Regions from separate parts of the Homo sapiens genome. Here region 1 is linked to region 2. Evidence: read pairs that join two places in POLR2A ChIA-PET (ENCODE). Cell type or tissue: PC-3. All regions are shown on one strand.

The links. Peaks named below come from ENCODE experiments on the same cell type or tissue, not always from the same donor. Only the 100,000 strongest peaks of a DNase experiment are listed, where the experiment ranks them.
Region 1: POLR2A ChIA-PET joins it to region 2 with 5 read pairs; 8 of 35 experiments call an interaction of 5 or more read pairs at or near these places.

Annotation. Positions count from the first base shown.
Region 1 is chr3:46,279,275-46,281,774 of GRCh38, forward strand. No RefSeq gene overlaps it. Among named protein-coding and RNA genes, the nearest start is that of CCR3, 38 kb to the left of the region's middle. In PC-3, no CTCF peak of the experiment used is centred here; a DNase peak (open chromatin) is centred at 1,027.
Region 2 is chr3:46,377,009-46,379,508 of GRCh38, forward strand. All of the region lies in intron 2 of CCR5AS (CCR5 antisense RNA), which reads right to left. Among named protein-coding and RNA genes, the nearest start is that of CCR5, 7.3 kb to the left of the region's middle. RefSeq lists a silencer at 1,498-1,607. In PC-3, a CTCF peak has its summit at 1,544 (motif pointing left); a DNase peak (open chromatin) is centred at 1,543.

The DNA.
Region 1 (2,500 bases), 98 kb before region 2:
CCACGTTGAAAAAAAAAAGTCTCTTATTACTTGCAGCTGCCAGGTTAAGACTGGTGGAAATTAATTCAGAGCATGAAGTGTCTTAATTATAGTAGGAGTTGTATTTGCAAATTTGCTAAAAAGCCTGTATGAATGTTAAGGCATTGGTAAGATAGACTGAGGATCAGTGGGAATGGGGATATCTGGGAGGATGCACAGGACCTGGGAAACCCTGTTCCTCCATCCCCTCTGGCACACTGTCATTTCTACTTTTCCTTCTAAGGAAGCTGTTTTCCCTTAGCATGAGAAAGGTAACAGTTCGCTCTTCATTGTTGCTCACCTAATAAACAGGATTTGAATTCAACCTGGCCCAGAGGGTAAAATGCAGAATCAAGGTATGGGAAAAAATTCCGTAAAGAATTATAGAAAGTGGTCAATGAACATTATTGAAAAACTGAGTTTGGCTTTTAAGAGTGCTTAATAAAAAATTGCAGAATAGAAATTTGGATTGGGCTGAATTAATTGACATGTACACTCATTGAAAATATTGCACTCAATGGTTAAGGTCCTAAGAGTTGTTGATTGGTCTAATACAAACCTGGACCAAATGCTGGTCCATCCTCAATGAGTGTAAAAGGCCAGAGATCCCTAGGAATCATCTAGAGGAAGACAGGAACGTTATACTTCTATCAAGCATAATGTCAGTCTACCACTGACACTCTTTTTCTTGTCATAAAGACAAGATCGGAGAGGGAAGCTCATTAGGAATGATAGTGGGAGGGGCTGTAATTGAAATGCAATCTTTGACCTCAGTCAGATAGGGAGTATGTTAAGTGTGGACTTTTTACCTGCAAGAAACAACATAGATGTGGCCATTATAAAAGCCAACAGGAAAAGGATGGTGATAACACCTCTGGGAGTGATCTGACATCCGGAAGCCTCTGACTATGTTTATTCATTATGGAGATCCCAAGAATTAAGTCAAGAAAATGTCAGGTCTGGCAAAAAAACAGATCTGTCTTGAGTTGTAGTGAGAAAATGTGGCCTCTCGCCAAATTCTCAGAAGTGAGTCACTTCATAAAATGAGGGCCTTTTAAGTGAGAAGAAAACCACACCTCAAAAAAAGAGCTCTACAATATGTCATACATGATACTCTAACACCTAGGCTTTCCCAAATGAACCTGTAACCAATTTTCCTGGAATAATATGCACTGGGAAAAAGAAGCACCCACAGCCTTTGGTATTATTGATTGCCAATTTTAAGTTACAGTAATTCCAAAAGACCCAGGAAATCACTCTAGTCAGCCTCAGAGTAGGCACCCATGAGGGCCAGGAGATAGAGGTGCTTCCCCCGCCCCTTTGAGACAGGGTCTCACCTTGTCACCCAAGAGTGAGTTTGGTGGTGCGATCTTGGCTCACTGAGCCTAGACCTCCCCAGGCTCAGGTGATCCTCCCACCTCAGCTTCTTGCGTAGCTGGGACTACAGGCACATGCTACCATGCCTGGCTAATTTCTGCATTTTTTGTAGAGATGGGGTTTTGCCATGTTGTCCAGGCTGGTCTCAAACTCCTGGACTCAAGCAAACAACCCACTTGGCCTCCCAAAGTGCTAGGTGATAGAGTTTTGATGTGACTTTGTATCATCGTAGGCAGAATTTGGCCCAGAACCCACCTTGTGATTTTCACCAGTCTCCAGTGCAGTGTTAGAATGAACATACTTAGTAGGCCGGGCGCAATGGCTCACGCCTGTAATCTCAGCATTTTGGGAGGCCGAGGCGGGCAGATCATGAGGTCAGAAGTTCGAGACCAGCCTGGCCAATATGGTGAAACCCCATAACTACTAAAAAAAAAAAAAAAATACAAAAATTATCCAGGCATGATGGTGCCGGCCTGTAGTCCCAGCTACCCGGGAGGCTGAGGCAGAAGAATCGCTTGAACCTGGGAGGCAGAGGTTGCAGTGAGCCAAGGTCGCGCCACTGCACTCCAGCCTGGGCAACAGAGCAAGACTCCATCTCAAAAAAAAAAAAAAAAAAAAAAAGAATGGGATTCCCATTAGGCTTTCAGACAGTAAATAATGGCTACAACAGAGGAAGGCCCAAGTGGAAGCCACTGAAGGCCCCCTGCCCATACAAAGCAGAAAATCAAAAACAACGCTCTATCCTATGAAGAAAATAGCAGATTAGTCTCATCACAGATAAGAAAGACACAGATATGTTGATTCCTGTCATACCTCCTTTTAATGCTCCAGTTTTGCCAGTAAAAAAATTTAAAAAATAATAAAATAAAATAAATTGATGGGTCTTGGGGAATAGCCATGGAATGTTACGACTAAATCAGATGGTGACTTTCACTGTGTGTGTTGTCTTCTAAGTTTGGTCCCCTTGCTGAGGCAAATCATTACAGTCATGGTATTTGGCATGTAGATGCCAGTCTAGAGTAGGGGCTGGCAAGCTTTTTCCTAAAGGGCCAGATAGTAAGTATTTTAGGCTTTCAAGCCAGCTGGTCTCTGTCACAACTACTCA
Region 2 (2,500 bases):
GAACCAAGGAAGGGCAGGAGGGGGCTGGGGTTAGGGTAGAAGGAAGGGGCCATGGAGAAGGGAGATCCATCCCATAGGAGGAAGGCAGTGCGGCAGGGAGGTTTGAAGGTATCAGCTTTTGTGGCTGACATACATGCAGTCATGTCAATTGCTCGTTTTTCCTTTTCCATCTTATTAAATGTCTTCCAACGTTAGCACGAAGAAAAGCTATTTGCAGTGTTGCCAGCCTTTCCAGAGCCCGTCCCCATTACCTCCCCAGGCCCATGCCTTTACTCCTTGGAGTTTCAACTCACGACCTTCAGGATCTGACTTTATTCACCAACTCTGGGGTGAACGTACCTTCTGTCTCCACCCAGAGGTCTCTATCAAAGAGGAGATTGCATGCCATGGATAAAGTCAAAGTAGAGGTGACTGTCCTTAGGAAGAGTAATGTGAAAATTCATAAACTGGGATTCTGTTTACATTTTGTACTCCAGGGGTTCTTAGTTTAAATCGCTCTGAATAAATTAAGATGCAATGGCATTTCAACTGTTATGATTAAATTTACAAATCATTTATTTTCTATCACGGGGAGAGATAGAGCTCCAAATGCAAACATAACTGCTCAAGTGTTAACACTTATAATGAAAACATAAGAATTACCACCAACTACCCTGGGGGCTAGAAGCAGAAATGTGAACCAGAAAACAAATCATGAACTTTCCTTTTTTTTTTTGAGATGGAGTCTCGCTCTGTTGCCCAGGCTGGAGTGCAATGGTGCGATCTCGGCTCACTGCAACCACTGCCTCCCGGGTTCAAGCAATTCTCCTGCCTCAGCCTCCTGAGTAGCTGGGACTACAGGCATGCACCACCACGCCTGGGTAATTTTTTGTATTTTTAGTAGAGACAGGGTTTCACCGTATTAGCCAGGATGCTCTCGATCTCCTGACCTCGTGATCTGCCCGCCTCGGCCTCCCACCGAAGTGCTGGGATTACAGGCATGAGCCACTGTGCCCGGCCAACAAATCATGAACTTTCTAACTGCAGTTCCTTGTAGCTTGTTAACACATCCACTTACTTATTGTCAGAGTACGTGGAGATTTTCCACAACCCTCGGGGATAAGGCTGAACAGAAGAGGCAAAAACGTGAAAACATTTCGATAGCTCCTATACTTTGAAATAAAATTCACTGTAAAAGTTGCTTGTATTTTTCCAAAACAGAGTCAACCCTTAATATTTAAGATTCTGTATACAAATACATATTTTTATATAATTAATATATATTGTCATATGACATATATCTTTATATTAATATGCATGCATATAATATATATTTCCTTCCTAATTTTCTATAAGCAATTTTACAAGACTGACTTCTATTTGCCTCCTTATTGTTACTACGTGGTTTGATAATCCGTTTTGTGTCATTGTGATTCTGTCATGTTTTGGGGACTTATTTTTGTTTCTCTGGGTGGTCACTAGTTTTTTTAAAGCATTCATGGAAGAGTGTGAATCTTTTACAAGCTAGGAAGCCATGGCAAGCCTTGGGTCATACTGCCCCCGCGAGGCCACATTGGCAAACCAGCAAGGGTGTTCAACTTCCAGACTTGGCCATGGAGAAGACACACGAGGAGGCTTTTCACATTCAGCTCTTTAATGTTTGTCTCTGCCGGCACCATCCCAGTTGTGAAAAAGAGGTATTTCCACAGCGGCTCAGGGTAGGTAGTGCACAGCTCACATTCATCATTTCTGAAAACCGAGAGGAGTCTCCATTCGGGGTACAGGTTGATGCCTGTCGTGGAATGAAGGTTCCAACACCCAGACCAATCTCTGCAGTGTGCTGCTCTCATGAGCTTGCAACAAGATCAGAAAATGTTTTGTGACTAAGCATTTTTCATATTGCATAAAATGCTTCAAGCTCCTCCCTTGTTTCTCTCTATAATCCTGTATATCTGATGATTGTGGGTACCAAGTGTTTGAAATAATCAAATGTGATTTGATGTTGGTAAATTTCTTTTTTTTTTTTTTTTTACTTCTATTTTTTTTATTATACTTTAAGTTTTAGGGTACATGTGCACATTGTGCAGGTTAGTTACATATGTATACATGTGCCATGCTGGTGCGCTGCACCCACTAACTCGTCATCTAGCATTAGGTATATCTCCCAATGCTATCCCTCCCCCCTCCCCCCACCCCACCACAGTCCCCAAAGTGTGATATTCCCCTTCCTATGTCCATGTGATCTCATTGTTCAATTCCCACCTATGAGTGAGAATATGCGGTGTTTGGTTTTTTGTTCTTGCGATAGTTTACTGAGAATGATGGTTTCCAATTTCATCCATGTCCCTACAAAGGACATGAACATAGCAAAGACTTGGAACCAACCCAAATGTCCAACAATGATAGACTGGATTAAGAAAATGTGGCACATATACACCATGGTAAATTTCTTTATCATTCGCACTCTCCTTTCTCTATTATTGTTATTGTAACTGAACCGCAGATTAGTCACTCATTGCTT